Regions from separate parts of the Homo sapiens genome. Here region 1 is linked to region 2. Evidence: chromatin loops called from intact Hi-C (ENCODE). Cell type or tissue: HCT116. All regions are shown on one strand. Links, peaks and the distances in the headings refer to the core of each region. The heading gives the core; the rest is flanking DNA. Region 1 overlaps SOX2-OT (SOX2 overlapping transcript). Region 2 overlaps SOX2-OT (SOX2 overlapping transcript).

The links. A loop is a pair of places that touch in the nucleus more often than their neighbours do. Peaks named below come from ENCODE experiments on the same cell type or tissue, not always from the same donor. Only the 100,000 strongest peaks of a DNase experiment are listed, where the experiment ranks them.
Region 1: it touches region 2 in a loop (6-fold over the local background); 31 of 110 quality-filtered maps call a loop at or near these places.

Annotation. Positions count from the first base shown.
Region 1 is chr3:181,698,731-181,707,068 of GRCh38, forward strand. SOX2-OT (SOX2 overlapping transcript) reads left to right here. Exons shown (of 7, transcript NR_075092.1): 6 at 868-1,153. Among named protein-coding and RNA genes, the nearest start is that of SOX2, 9.0 kb to the right of the region's middle. RefSeq lists an enhancer at 6,059-6,560. In HCT116, for the core only: CTCF peaks have their summits at 1,914 (motif pointing left) and 3,535 (motif pointing left); DNase peaks (open chromatin) are centred at 1,911 and 3,521; H3K4me3 peaks cover 1,235 bases.
Region 2 is chr3:181,206,887-181,215,224 of GRCh38, forward strand. The region is part of intron 3 of SOX2-OT (SOX2 overlapping transcript); the gene reads left to right. Among named protein-coding and RNA genes, the nearest start is that of SOX2-OT, 150 kb to the left of the region's middle. In HCT116, for the core only: no CTCF peak of the experiment used is centred there; a DNase peak (open chromatin) is centred at 3,555; H3K27me3 peaks cover 2,871 bases.

The DNA of each region.
Region 1 (8,338 bases), core at 11-8,010, 490 kb after region 2:
GAAACACCTTGGGATGAAAGAAGCCCTCAGTGATCTGTGTGTCTGGCTCATACAGTTGTGCACGGCCAACCAGAGAGTGGGGGAGAGTAAAGCCTCATTTTTTTTTCAGTCACTCTATCTGGGGTTGCTTATCTCCTCTCCCCCAACCCTCTGCCTCACCCCACCAGGACCAAATAGAATTGAAACTTCATTGCCTTTGCCTGTACTGAGCCTAAAAACTCAGGGTTTGATAAGGTTACTGCACCAATGATACAATTGTAGATTTTTAAAAGCCTCCTCAAAGAGACAGATGTTTGGGCTGATTAAGAATTGAGGAGGAAACCTGCAGCTGCACCAAGGAATAATCTATTGGACAAATATTGTAATAAAAAAATATGAAGAGATCAGCCCGACCTTGCAAGGTCTTCTGCTTTAAAAAAATCTTTATCAAACCCCTATTCTATGGCTTCAATAAACAGAACCCATTACCTCACGGCATCTTTTGTTGGCCCCATACAAGAGAGAACAAAATGGTTATTCAGGGGAACGCTTTCGATTTTTATTGTGGGTAGCCTGCACAAAGAGCCGTGTTATTGTATTTAAAAGAACCATCTGTAGCAGAAACAATGGCATCAAATTATCTTTGAATACCCACTGAAAAAACATAAAGCTTTTTTTTTTATTCTTCTTCTGTACGGTGGGGGGATAGAGCAGTGTTAGGATAACTGACTTTTTTGTTGTTCTCTGGGTGCATTCTTCTCGCTCCCCCTCTCTCTCCCCCTCACCCTCTCTCTCTTCTCTCTCTCCCTCTCCCTCTCTCTCTCTCTCTCTCTTTTAAAAAATCAGCCATTTGGGGTTTTAAGCCATAAACGATTTTTCTTGTTGCAGGGGATTGCAGTGGCAAAGCTAGGCTAGGTCTTGGAGGCTGGTGTAAGGCGATGTGGGTGAAGGCAGGAGGCTGATGGAAAGACTGGGGGGAAGAAAAGCCGAAATGGATTCACGGTGCCTTGGATGAAGGACGAGAGGGGAACTGCAAGCTCCTTCAACTGGTTCTGTCCGGTGAGAAGTGATCAAGCTTGGGCTGACAAGAGGCTCAGGGAGCCCTCACGTTCTTTCGCTTTTTTACCTGCCAATCAAACTGCTACAAGACAACACCCTGATCTGGCATGGACATGTAAGTAGCTTGCAACCCAACTTTGACATTCACTGCTAGCTCACTCCTCCCCCCACCTCACTTTCTTCCCCACTCATTCTGTTTTTCTTTCTTTTTTTTTTTTTTCTTTTGACCTTTAAGAGATCTGGAAATACACCCTGTGTGGCAGTCATTTAACACTGGTAGATTTAAGTCTGAAAGCGTTAACTTTTGGAATTAAATTCTAATTTAGATTTAACAAATGCAGAAATGAAATGACATTATTTCATCCTATTTTGGACGGTTTTGGTACTGAACTTAATCAGTTGTCTTACAAGGGTGTGTTTCTTTTACTATGAAACTGAAGAAATAGATCTGTGAGCCCCCAGAAAGAAACCCACTAATGAAAAATTCAGGCTTCCATCTTAAAAATGTTAAACTCTAGCATTTCACCCCCATAAAGAACCTCTTCCAGACCAATGTTACTAAATGGAAAGAGTGATTTGATTCAAAAGGTACATATCATTAAGGGGTTGCTACTACTTCAATCGGCGTCTTAACTATTTTGGTGGTGGTTACGGGTAGGGGGAAGTTGCAAAACAAGAGGAAGGGGACATGGCGATACCTCGTTTTTTATAAGAGATTGACATAGAGGAAGATAGAAATGCATGGGGGCAGAATAAGCAGGAAATATTACCTGAGAGAAGGAATTACAGAGCATGGCGAAGCTGGAAGGTGGGAGGGTTTCTGCGGGAAGTCGAGCGAGGGGTGATGGGGCTTGCTCTTTGGCGCCCTCTAATGGCAACTTGAACCAATGTTTTACTTTCGTAATGCAGTACTGGGAAAAGCAGCTGGGTTTTTGTTATTGCTGTTGGTTTTTTTCCTCCGCAGACTTAGAAACTAGAGACTATTAGTGGAGTAAATTGATTGTTTTCAGCCTAGGAACTTATATATATATGTCTTAAACTCACCAGTGTTTCCTCCTCAAACATCCCCTCCTCTCCCTAAATCTTGTTAGACTAATAGAAGAGGACAGGCTAATGGCAAATTGACTTATGGAGGGTGGTCCACGCCCAATTAGCCATTGCGGGCGGGGGAGAGGGTGTAGGATTCGTTTCCTACCTGAACAGCATTCTGACTCTTCTAACATACTCGAGAGGTGTAGGGGGTGGAGTAGGAAGGGATGATTTGGAAATTGCAGATTCTGACATGGGCTCATTATAATACACTTTTAAGGGGGCTCTTGGGAACCTCTGTTATTGCGACATGTGGTGGTCAGGGGGCTTTCCTTCCCGCCTTCTTTTTCTTTTTTCTTTTTCTTCTTTCTTTCCTTCTTTTTTCTTTTCTTTTTTTTTAATTTGATAGATAAAGGTTAATCTTGGGCTGAATGATAGAGCTATGATTGACAAGAGAAAAGGTGTTGAGGGCAGGTCGCGCTGTCTTATTTACAGCCCACTGCTTGCTGTAGAGTCTTTGTTAGGACTGGAAAGCTAATTTAGTGCTGATCAAAAGCACCACAGAGTTAAAGGACTGGTAATGACTGCTAATTTCATTTCAGCCTCATGCATCCCCAACTGCTGTAATTAAAGACACGCTATTTAAATACAGGTGAAGGGTTTTTTTTTTTTAAGTTGGGTTGGGGGGGGGTGGGTGGGTGGATTACAATTTTATTTAGATCTTCTACTCTACTTGGGTGTTATGTAGTCCCAAATTAGATTTTATTATTATTATTATTTAGAGCCGCTCCTTGTCATTTATACCTGGCTTTGCAGAATCGGAAGTGTGAAATGTGTCACTCACATAAAAGCCCCTGTTTAAAGAAAGGGTGGGACGGGGGAGTGCAGAGGAGTAACTATTTAGGGGTGATTTAAATATTTAGGTCTCCTTTTTTTCTCCTTCAAATTAATAGAAAGGCCTTCGATATAGTTAAAAGTATTTGAAACTGGGGGCAAGGTTAACAGGCCAAAGGGATCAGTGTCAGCTTTTTAAGTACTTCTAAAAAGATCATGTGAACAGATGGAAAAATATATTTTTAATTAAATAATTTCCCCCACACTATAGCTGCAGTGTTGGCTCAGAAACCGTGTAATTTCTCATCCGATAGGAGTTTCTTTATGAGAACATCAAAGGATAAAAAGCTCTGCATTTTCGTAGTTGGTTAAAATTGATAACCACCCCCCCATGCGCGCGCGCGCACACACACATACACACATATACACACACACACACCAACACACACACACACACACACACACACACACACACACACACATATCCCCAAAAAAGAATTTAGCCTTTAATCTCTTTTTATCCACGAAGACTAAAGCTCTGTACTCGACCCCGCGAGCGGCTCTCGCCTTCCGGGGCTGGAACCCGACTCAGATGTGAAGCGGCACTGAGCCGCTGCGCAGGTTCGTGCCCAGCGCCCCCTGTTGGACACAGTAGGAGCTGCGCAGCGCCAGTCCCAGAAATCGCTGGAATCCTGCTCTGGGGTTAGAGAAAACTCTTTTATTGCCCTCCAAAAAAGAAACGGGATGCGAAAACAAATTTTTATATCCTTGAAAAATAATATAATATTAACTCAATAAAAAACTAAAGAGGCGATACTACAATTTTAATTCAATAAAAAATAAAGACTGTCCTCCTCACATCCCAGCCATCCCCCACCCGGTTTGGTTTTGTAACTCTTTTGAAAGGTTCTGCGATGGTAAAACAGGTAAAGAAAAGTGACGAAAAACAAAGCATTTTTCTGTAGCCGTGGAGAATCAAGCAAAGTATACTTCCTCCGTTTTGTCCACATTTCAAAAAATTAAACGGAAGATGCTGCTGCTTGCTGTTTTGACGTTGTCAGCAGCGTCTTGAATGCCCTCAGAGGTCCTGCAAGTATCGTAACTGAGCCTTCGAGTAAACGAAATAACTTGCTTTTATGTGTTTATTTCCAGAGTATAATTAAAAGACCAGTCTCTTCTTTGAGTGTTTCCCATCCCCTAGACCAATCCTGGTCAAAGTTTTTCCTTCCCAGATACTGGCTAAGAAACACATACTGGCTAAGAAACAGGTGCCTGGTATCTTTTTTCTTTCATCTTAGCCGTAGGATTTCGGGGAAGGTGTGCCAATGGTAGGGAAGGTTTTCTTTGAAATTCAGCATTTCGTTGACCAGGAATCCAAATTATCCTAGGGAAGGGGGAGTATTTTTACACTTCCAAAAAACTACCTGTCTACATAATAAAGAGCTTTGCCTTTTTTATTATTATTATTTCTTCTTCTTCTTTTTGGTCAGCAAGTGAGGGCAAAAGTAGCCTTTGAATTATTTCAGAAAGAGAAACTGTAAAAATGGCACATCCTCTGAATTTAAAACAATAGGGAAATGTGGGTTTGCTTAATTGTTTAAAATCAAATAGAAATAATTACTGTGCTAAATGAACAAGATGTTTTAAGATTTACATCTTCAGGGTTATGGTTATTGATTTTAACTTTACCCTTAAGAAGTTTAGAGATCGCGTTTTTAAAGTTTGCTTATTGACGGAAATCGGCTTAATTTTTCATAAAAGAATGGCTTTTTAAAATATTGAATACTATGGCTATGCAAGGTTTATGATACCTTTATGTTTATTCTTCCCACCTCCCAAAATTAGCGAATTCGAGATAACATTTCAAGGGGAATTGCTATTTAGTGCGATGAGAGATGACTTCTCCATCTGGTTCCAGAATTAGATCTCGGCTTAGGTTTTTTAGTAAGTAGGTTCAGATGCAATGGAAGGAGAGAAGAATCAAGCCTTTTGATAAAATCTCTACCCCGAATTCTATGGAAAAGACAGGCAAGCGGGATTCCAGCCACAGCACCCCCACCTTTTGCTCTACCAAAAGGCTTGTCCCCATTACAGAAATAATATAGTCGGTGCTAGTTTTGTGAACCCGCGCCAACCGATAAGGTAAGAAACGGTGCGCTGACAGCCGAGGTCCGAAGGCTGCTCAGTGGTTCCCGCAGCCCGTGGGGTAGGGAGGCCAAAGCCAGCAAAATGTTGGAGGCGACGCCAGAAAGAGAGTATATGCCTGCTATTCGGAAGTGATGTCGAACGTGCAATAGCAGAGTCCTGGAGATTTCCACCCCGTTCCGCACCCAGGGATCCCAGCCTGTGGGGTAGCAGGTTGTTGGGTGAAGGCAGGAGGGAGAAGCCGCACCTGGCTGAGGGCGGGTGGGCGTGCCGGGAGCGAGTGCCCAACTTTCTAGGGCCCATGGAGAAAGCATAACCCCTAGTTGAGGAAAGAGAGCTAAACAAGTGGGTGGCCCAGGCCTGGGAATGCCACCCAGCTCTCCCGACGCAGTGTTATTTCTGTGGTCCCAGGGGGCCCCAGCACCTGCCCGAATCCCACTCCCCAAGGCCGCCAGCAGGAAGGCAGCCCCTCCATCTTTGAGGGCTGAGGAGGGGGCAGCGAGTGACTTGATTCCTTAGTAGCAGGGAAAACCGCAGCGGCTGGCAACGGGCCGCGTTTCTCCGCGGCGGCAAAGCGCCCTTTAGGGGCGGGGCGGGCATTTTTGGTCTCCTGTCCCAGCGTCCAGGCCTGAGCCCGCGCGGGTTGGCTGGGCGCCCTGCTTTGTAAGTAACCAATCTTGCTGGATTCTGAGGACTATCCAGGCGGATGGGCCCACTTAGCTTAGGCCCACTGAGACCCTGCCAACTCCTCAGACCCTTTTCCCCTTCATCCCTCACACCTTTCATGATGAACCCAGGAAAGAACCCGAACTCTGAAAAACAGTACATGTGGTTTGAAGTTTGATAGTTATTTGGGTGTGAGGGACATGACTCTATTAATAAAGACTAAGATTCAAGGCTGAGCTCTCATTTATTAAATTTGCTCTTTCACTCTGTTTTCAAACTCTGGAGATCTTTCAGTTTCGTTGCTCCAACCCTGACACAGACAAAGGCGCCAGGGAGAAAGCCCAGGCGGGCTTGAAGCAGTTGAGGTATAGACTGATACTCATCTCTCCATCACTCAGACGGGCAGATAAGCACTGCCAGACTGGGGGTCCTAATCCAGGGCCCAGCGGCTACGTGGGTTGCTGCGGGGTGTTGAAACCACAAGTACAACTTGACACCATTGAGCCCACGGTGCTTGTCAATAATCTGTGAATTAGGTGCAGAGATTGTCACTGTAGATCATAACAGTTTCTGAAGGACTCATTACAGCCTATCGTGTCAATGATCTTCAAATTAAGGAGGGGAGGTGGGGCGAGACGAAAAAGGAGTGGGGAGAGCCAGCAAAAAGGGAAGAAGGGTGGGAGGGAAGATAAAAGTCAGAGCCCCAGCTCCGAAGGAGCCTTTAAAGATTATCAGGCCAGCGATCTGAGAATTCCATTGGGATGGGTTTGGAAACCCAACTCCATCTGAGCCAGGACTGGAAGAGGGGCGCTGGGGGCAAGCAGAAGTGGGCCCCTGGGAAGGCCGACTTCTCAGGCATTTCTTTTGAGGCCGGAATAGCTTTTGGGAGAGGGTTCTAGATGTCAATGGGAGGCCTTGAGGATGCCAGCCCGCCCAGGATGGGTGTACACTTTGATTTAGAGCACTTTCCAGGGCAAGCCGCAGCTGCAGATCTTTGAAAAAAGTGGTAATAGTTTCGTTTAGGGATGATGGTGATTGTAGGATGACTTTTTTTTTCCAATGGTTTGCTTTAACTTCTTTTCATGCCACAGGTGAAAGCTTTCTTCCTTTTCCTCTGATAGTATTCCTGTCTGTCCCTCACATGTTACGTAGATCTAATTTCTTTCCCCAACTTGTTTTTTTGGGTGCCAAACACATCAGCCCTCTGAGATTTTATCACTTTTGTGGTTTGTATTGAGTCCAACTGTAATTCTGGAAAGGGAACTTGTGGATAACACAGTAGCAGTATGTTCCATAAGATTCCAGAAGAAAGAAGACTAAATTCCATTTATGCGGTGTGGCAGGGGCCAGGCTAAGGGAAAGAGGTTTTCCCTGCTTGGTAAATTGTCCTTGCAGTGAAAGGGTAGCCCAGCCTTCACTGGAGTGTCATTTAATACTGGCTAGAGAAAGGTTAAGGAAAGTGTAGGTTTGTTTTTCCCACAAAAGTTGTGGTCACAACTAAACGAAGTAATCACAGTTGGAGAATTTAAAACAACTGTTTTTTCTCTAAAATGAGGGTAATAACCCTAGCCACTGGAAAATTGGGATTCTAAGGAAAACCTTTTCCTTTGGTATAATTAATTGCATAAGATAGTGTGGTCAATCAGAGACATATGTATTTAGACTCAAGCAATGATTTACAGGTGTAAAAGGTCCAGTGGCTTTTTGGGCTACCTGGAGTTCCTACTGATCATTTTGCCTTTTAAAAAATTTTCTTCTAATTTTAAAAATAAAAGTCATAGATTTAATGCAACTGAAAACCACTGATGGCAGCTCTTCAGGTTTTCAGTTTATGTTTTTAAAGGGAATTTATATTTAAAATAATTAAATCATTTAATGGTCACACTACATTTTCTCCTGGACAACAGCTGTAGTGCAGGGATAGAATCTTAACTTACATTAAAATTGCTTGATAATTCAGAAATGGAAATGAAATTGTGAATTAATTTCTCCAGAAAATATTTGAGCTAGAATATAAGAAGGATGTTCATATATAATACTGTAAGTAACATGATGATTATTATATGCAGCTTGAAAGACCTACACAAATGATTATATACTACTTCTGTTGCTATAATTTAAAGTAAGGGGAAATATATTTAGTTTTATAACTATTGAATTCTTTTCAAAATGTATTTATTTCATCAATGAGAATTAGATGAGAGAGAATGAGTAAAAAGGGGAGCTGAATGCAAAGCTGTTCTGCATTCCTTAGGTTTCAAGGGTACTTACAGCTCTTGAGTGAAATTATTTGGTGAAATTGGGTCTGGACTGAAACAGCAATTGTTATCCCTTGTTCATTTGTTAAGTGTAATACCACTTCTGGAAATTAAAGGCAAGGTGCTGAAGGGACAGACAAGAAGAAAAAAATATGATTAAGCAATTTGAAATTGCCAATGTACCATGCAGCCATATGCATATCTCTATCTTAGTAAATAGAAAGGGATAGAGATATATGTTTATTCTTTTTATCATCTGGAAACATTCATTATAGTTACTGTCACTAATCCTTCACACTTCCAAAATCTGACAAGTTTGACATAGGAAAAAAATGGGGGAAATGTAGATGAAAGAGTTTCTATCATTT
Region 2 (8,338 bases), core at 138-8,137:
GCGCAATATTATGTGCCAGGTGTATTGGTCAAGATCCTTTGAGTTACAGGAACAGAAGAACTAGCTCAGCAAGAAAACAACAACAACAACAACAACAACACCTTTTTGTACTGTTTTGGATCACAAACACATAATTGGGAAGGTGAAACCATAAATTAAGAAATGAATGAACTCAGGGGTTACAATTATTTCATTTGAATTCTCTACCTCTGCCCCTGGTTTTATCCATACAGCTTTATTCTCAGACGGACTTTCTCTCTCTCTTTATCCAACTATTAGCAAAGATGTCCCATGGGTAGCTCCAAGACAATAGCATCTTTACAGGTCAAGGTCATCCCAGAAATATAAACCCCCCTTGTTCCCTCCCAAATCCATAAGCCCTGACCAAAAATGACACTGATTGGCTTGGTTGGATCATATGTCCTCCTTTGAACCAATCACTGAATCCTCTTATTAGCCAGCTTGGGTCATTTGCCCAACTTACTGGGAAGAAAGGTAGCTCTCTTAATTTTCAGCCCTACCAAAAATCCCAAAAGAAAGGCCTACAAGACAGATAAAGACTGACAGATACCCATGCCATTGTGAAATTACTCAAATTTTCCACTACTTTTCTCTACTGAAACTATTGGAAAAGCCTGGATGTAGTACATGATTGTGTGACTTGTCCTTCATGTGATAAAATTTCATCATCCACACATTAAACCTACTTCAGTTCTTTTTTTTTCAGTGGGACTATACCATTGGAAGTAGAATTACTTGAAAAAAACATAGTCACTGAAATGACATGATAGTTCTCAGTTCTAAAGTGTTATTCAGAATACACTTACGTGATTTTAATTTGAACTGTCATAACAATGAGAACCCAAGATTAAAATATTCTTAGATAAAAGATCCAGAAACCACCCACCTCCAATTTGTGCAGATGCCGTTTGAGGATTAACTCTTTAAAGCATGGAGAAAAATTGAATACTTTCATTAATGTAGTTTTCTAATGATTTGTGTGATTTTTAATGTGCTGATAAATTTAATATCAAATTGATATGTTGTTGGTATTTTACCTACAATTTATAAAAGCAAATACATATAAAATAAAAACAAATATAAACATACATCTGTATAGCAAGTGCAACACTTGTATGCTCAAGAGCTTCAGCTTAATTGAGTTTACTTAAACCATTAAGCAGAGTTTTCTGAACTTTCTTCTCTGTATGGTGAGAAACCCAGGGTCTCTCTGAATATCTCTTAGGATTCTCAGGAGTGAGGGGTACTGTTTTCTGTATCTTACTTCTGCTTCCTTTATCCTGCAATGTGGGATTAATTGGGAGTGGAGATTAAAGATTAGAGAAATCTGCTTTACTGCCTGGAAAATTCAATCCCAGGAACTGAGAAAGAAATTTGGAGATATTCTTAACTATTTTGAAGGTGTGTGGATAAAATTTATGTGGAGACCTAAAAAAATTATCTTTTTATTTTAAAAAATTTTAACTGGTGCTAAGCAAAATATATATATTTAACCATCTCTTTTTTTAAAAGTTCATTTTACCCACTTGTCTTACTTTATTCATTCTGCTATAACAAAGTACTATAAACTGGGTGGCTTATAAACAAATAAATTTATTTCTCAGTTTTGGACGCTTAGAAGTCCAAGATCAATAGACAGGTATGTGGCACACTCCTGTAATTCCAGCTACTCTGGAGGCTGAGGTGGGAGGATCACTTGAACCCAGGAAGCAGAGGTTACAGTGAGCTGAGATGGTGCCACTGCCCTCAGGCCTGGGCGACAGAGCAAGATCAAGTTGCCAGTAGATTCAGTATCAGGTAAGGGCCTATTTCCTTGTTCATAGTTGGTGCTTTCTTGCCATGTCCTTACATGGTAGAAGAGGCAAACAAGTTTCCTCTGGCTTATTTTATAATGACACGAATCCCATTCATGAGGGCTCTGCCCTCACGACCTAATCACCTCGAAAAAAGGCCCTACTGCCTAATACCATCGCACTAGGGATTAGATTTCAACATATGAATTTTGGGGGAACACAGACATTTGAACCATAGTACCACTTCAGGATGCAATGGACAGAGATGAAAAAAAGTTACTGATTTTGCTCAGCTACAGAAGTTATGGAACTGGCATCACTTTATTAATTCAGGAAGTGCTTCTCATGTAACTGACCTTAGTCTACCTCTATTGGCCAAAGTTTCCTCATATATAAGAAGGGTATGTGGAGTATCATCTCTACAAATCATTGGCAGCTTTACTGGTTAATAAAGACACAGTCTTTAGAGCTGAAGGAATGAGAAAATGGATTAATATGGAGGTTAACTTAAGATAGAGAACATTTATTCCCTTATGAATTTTGACTTTTAAGAAAAGACAGCTTCCTCCCAGAAGAACAGATATGGTGAAATGGTAAAAGATGGAAAACCAGCTATGTAGCAGGTATAAAGACATGAGTCCCTTTGTTCTGAAGCATCAAGTCTCTACCTAATGCTAGAAGGAATTTTTAGAGAAATGGAGGCATAGCTACAAATGAAGTGGAAAGAAACCCTATGTATTTGCTTTATAAAGAAACTGTGACTTTGAGGACAGTTTTTACATTTAGGAAAAAAAATTTAAGTGGGAAAAAGTGTCACCAACAGCACACAAACCATACTGAAATGATTGTGAAAAGTCTGAAGTGACTGAACTCAAGAATATGAAGATCTCAAGATACTTCTTTGCAAATATGTCCCTTGTAGATGACAAGTCCCTTGTAGATGACAAGTCCCTTGTAGATACCAAATCTTGGGGTAAAATCAGCTTTGTGAAAGACTCACTTCCATGTAAATGTTTGCACCTTCTCAATGGGCTAGAATTTTATTGGTGAATGTTATTAATGGTAATGGGACATAGGTACACAAATCCTTTTCTGTGTCACTGGGAGATGGGAACTCTTAGTATGCAAAGTCTCTGCTGAAATCAAAGGGAATTTGCATAAGATCCACATTGGTTGCTTAACGCATAGTGTAGCTGGCATCCAGTGCATGCTAAAGGACAACATAAAAACCTCAAACACAAAATGGCTCTGTGCATTAATGCTGCTTAGGAAAGTGCTAGCTATTAAATATTTTCACCAGTATTAAGTATCTTGATATTTATTCTTAAGTAAGATTTTGAAAAATACTTATCATCACACTGCAGTTGATATGCAAATTTTAAAGCAACATTTCAGAAAGAAGCAAAATAATGCCACCAAACTGTTTATAAATTCTTCCATTTAAAAATAGTTTGCATCATATAAAAGTTAACTCCAATTCTCTCATACCAGTTAAACAATTATTTCATCAAATGGAATTGAATCTTAGTTTCTCAGTTTGCACAGAGAAGAAAATTCAAAAGAAGAATCAGAAATTAAATTGAAGTTTAGGCAATGCATTTTTAGGCAAAAATAATAGTAATATATGGCTGATATTTTCAAAGCTTGGCTTTTATTTTAAATTTTAAATTTATTTTTATTTTAAAGCTTCAACAGTGTTTTCCAGCAGGTGTCACTGTAGGCAAATATAAAATGACAAATACATCGTTTCTACAGCTTGCGGCCAATGGTTCCTTGAGAAAAAGATTTATATTCAGACTTCTCAATTATGATTTTGTTTCTGGTGTTGTCATTGTTGTTAATATTAGTCTCCTAGCATAATTTTCTGTTCCTATTGATGCATTCACAATGCAGTAACACTACCCAGTTGAATGAACAGAAGCAGTAGTATGCACTATGAAGTTCCACCCAGTTTGGGGGTAGAACTTTTACCATTTATAGAAGAGAATCCTAGAATCTTGAAATGCCTATCTAATTAAGATATATTTTAATTCTGAAGCCTCTGGCGGATTTTTCCTAATAGTCTTAATTAGTAATTTCTGATTTTTATGGTTGCTATATAAACTTTGTTAACGAAAAAACTCTAAAGTTTCATCAGGAAGGAAAAGCTTTAAAAGTATTCGGCAAAAACAGTTATCATTAGTCTGGGATGGGTATATGAAAGGAAGGAAGGACGTAATAATGTTACTGGTTACCTTGAAATTATACTTCAATGGTTGGGTTAGAATTGAATTCATATTATTCAGCCTGCAAAGGATGTCTCATTAGTTCCCAGAGAAACCATTTCTGAACATATTATCTCAAGGAAATCCAGAGAATCCATTATTTCTCTTTGCCCCCTTCTTTTTAATATGCACAGCACAGAGATAGGGAAGCAGAATGATAAGGTACTAGCAGGAGAATTTTCCAGGAGTTATTTTGCTGATTTCAAAGTCTTCCTGTTTCCTGGTATCCGTAAGCATCTTGGCATATTGTTCAGAGCTCCTAAAGAAGTGTTCGGTCTGCATCTACAGGCTAGACTTGGCTGCTGACGATTTGACATGTGCAGACAGATTTTTAAAAAAACGTATACAAGAGAAACTGGTTTAAAATACCCTTCTCATCTCATGCCCAATACAAAGACCCACATGACTGAAAAAATGTTTTATACACTTGATTCTTAGGAGAAGAAAGTTGTATTCCATGCATCCAAGCAGGTAAGCAAAAATATTACTTTCTCCATTTTATAATCAACTCACAAACTCTCAGGGAAATTGCTGGTTCCTGTGACTACAGTTCTGAATCCCAAAATAGGATCCACATCTCCTGACTCACTTCTTTCCCCTAGAACACATCGCCTAAAATAGGCGCGTTTTTTAGAATCCAAAAACATGTTTTCCTTTTAATAATGTCAGCGTTTACTGAGCCCCAACTCTATATCTGGACTATGCTAAGTACTTTATACGCGTTTCTCTCAATTCATTTTCTTCTTGCTCTCCTTTCCTATGATGTAGGTACTATCATTCGTTTTATACTCACACAGGAATAGATTCAAAGAGAACAACTTGCATGGGATACTGCAGCCAGGAAGGACAGAGAAGAGGCCTGGATTTGGGTCTTTCCAAATCCAAAAGGCTTTGTTCTTAACCAGTATACTCCCACAGCAAATATGATACATTATTTAGGAGAATAACAAACTATCCTTGGGAAGTTACACAAAAGAAACCAAGGCACTTTTCCTGTATTCTGTATGCTTTAGGTTAGAACCAGCCTCATCCTGTCCAAGGTGTTTCAGCTATAGCCCTGTATGGTACCGGCTGTGTTCAGAATAATGCCTGCAATTCCTGATGGCATTTCCCTGATTTCACTTATTATATCTATAGATTTAAGGTAAGATTCTTAACAAAATCAAAGGCTCTTCTGGGAAAAGACAATAACTAGAAACTCTGAGCATTGTAAATCTCACAGCCTATTGCATTTTAAGAAAGTGTAGTAAATATAATGAAAGAACTTCAAAGAACTACTCACAGTTCAGTTTGCACCATGTTAGAATATTTCCATTTGAGGCCCTTTGGAAAGGCATTTGGACTGTAACTTTAGTAATTGCAATGAAGTTAAGAGTTTACAGTGGATTTAAAGTCAGAGAGTCTTGGATTAAAATCTTTGCTGTGTCACTTTCCTGAACCTCAGTTTTCTCATCTCTAAAATGGTGGCTAATGTAAAAATAGCAGCAGCAATGAGTCAGTGGTTGTTAGGCACTAAGCAATGTTCTAAGTGCTTTACAGTCATGTCTTTCTTTATGCTCATAGAGCTCTTTACACAATGCATGGCACATATTAGAAAGCCAATTTGTTTGCTTGTTTCGTTTTGTTTTTGAAATGAGGACAGGGACTCTGACAAATTCATCTTTAACATTATAAGGGAAACTAAGAATCTGTCTTAAAACTAGGAGTCTGTGTTAAGGAATCACTGGATATTTGGATTTTATTTTCTCATTTTCCTATTAGTTCATTAATTCTCACTTAATTGCATGCTTTTGTGTCCTATCATGACCAGGAACTTGTTTTCCTGTCCACCTTCTTGTTTTCAGGAACCTGTTTTTCAGGAACCTGTTTTCTTGTCCACCTTCTTGTTTTCCCACGTTATTTCCTTCAAAAACCTCATGGCCTCTCTTCTCCTGGGTCCCAGGCACTGGAGGGTGGGACTTGCTGCCTGTAGGTGCAACCTGAACCCAGTACTCCTACACCAGGGTTAGGAGTTAGTGCTTCTGGTAGGAATAAAGTTACGTTCAAGCATGCATGTACACATGCACGCACACACACCCACACAAGTTAAATCATATATATGAGTTATAGTAAAATCATTTAAATGAATTTACAAGTTTATGTAAAATATCAAACTTTTCAAAAGATAATGATTTATGGTGTCAAAGGTAACGTGCTCGTTGAAGAATACTGGGAAAATAGAGAATATATTTAGAGAGAAATCATAATCTCAGTAACAGAAAGAGTAAGTAACATTGTATTCTTTCTTTCTAAATATGCTTAACTTAATTCATGTGATTTTGTATCTTTTAAAAATATGCTTTTCTGCTATAGATTGACATTGAAAGAAAAAAGACATTTAAGTTTCTTGTGATTCACAATAGTAAAACATGGCACTCTTACTTGACAAAGGAGAAGCCACTGCAGAAAGTGATTTTAGTCCAAAATCGTGTTTCTAACAATATTTGAATAGAACAGTTATGCAACTGCCTCTCCTAGAGTGTATTAGACAAGTCAAGAGGCTCTTGCAGCCACTGAAGAGATACTGAGGGCTGGGCGAATGTGGAAGCCACTTGGACCAAGAGAAGGTGGTGTGCTGGGCTGAGTGGGGGATTCCTACCACCTGGGACTTGCAGGGTGGTGGTCAGGAATGGGTATAGTATAGCCACAGCCTGTGTGCTGGAGAACAAAAAGCATGAAGCAATAACTCTGTAAGAGTAGTTACCCTTTGAAAATAAGTGGATACAATGAGCTCAAGCTCAATAGAAGAGTTAAGGTAACAAACATGCTTGCTCTCTGATATTAGGAGGTTTTTAAAGGCTACAGATGTTAAGACTTCCCTGAAGCCTTGAAACCCTTGGGTAAACACAACAGAAAGATGTGGGTGTGCTGGAGCCTGTGGTTATTTGATGCTGGAACCCAAGGTGTGACGTGTTTAAGGCCTTAACTTCAGAATAAAATGGAAAACTGAAGTTAAAGTGGACTAATAATGGCTGAGGTTTAATGGTAATACTGAATTTAAATTTCTTTCAACTTTGCCCTAAGTTACGTATGTATGTCTCTTTCCTCTGCTTTGTGTGCCCTCCAATTACCTTTCCACACAGCACACAAAATGATCTTGTAAAGAAGTAAATCAAGTCTCATCACTTGCCTGCTTAAAGTTTTCCTAAATGGCCTCCTGGATGTGGCTGCTATGACCCTCCTTTCATCATCCTCAGCTTCAGTGACCTTCCTGAACCTCTACTGGGCTGCTCCAACCTCAATTCTGCCTCTCCAACCCCTTCCTCTGGTTGATGTCAGTTCTCAGCTTGGTGTCACTGCATCCTGGAAAAAGACAGACACAAGCCCCCAAAAAGATAGATGCACAGTGTTCATTTAAAAAGAGAATGAGTTTTCCCAGATCTCCAGGTACTTGCAGTGGTCTATGTGGCCAGGCAAATATTTATGATAATTTACACACAAACATATATATAGGTACACACAGACACAGACACACACACACACAACACAATATCATTTCCAGGAGTGTAAAGACATTTGATCTTTAGAATGACTTAAAACGAAAACTAGATGAGCATATGTGTGAGGCTGAAAGTAGTTGTGAGTTGCAGGTAGATAGCTGAGGTTAGATCAGCAGCATATTTACATAGTATTAAAATTAGTAGAGGAGATACTGGTAAGGAAGAAAAAGCAGTACGGAGTTTGTAGAGACATTTGCTGCAAGATTTTAATGTGAATCTCAGTAAGCATGACTCCTCGGAGGAAAATGCCTGAGAGGATATCCCATTTATTCGTTCGTTTCCTTCAACCATATATCTTCCTTCATACTAAAAAAAAAAAAAAAATTAAAACAGCTTTTGACTTTCCCAGAACTGGCTTTAAGCATAAATTCTTTTCCTAAAGAAAAAATTAGGAAAGATCGGTATTGGAAACATCTGGGTAACCATTCAGAGAGCCCTGTGCTGTAGTGGACCCATCCATCCTTCATCCTTCCATCCATCATTGGCCTAAAATATATTAAATACCAGCTAAATTCCAGATGCTATGTTAAGGACTGGGCATTCCAGGACAAATATTCTTTCCCATTGTGGGGGATGAGCTTAAGCTATGAAACAGTCTCATGTTATAAAATAATGATTGGATTGAGAAGGAAGACAGGAAAGAAACCCTTCCCTTCTTCCTTGGGTACTCTTTTCCTCACCTTGTCTGTGAAAACAAAAAGCAAGTCTCTAATGTGAGAGG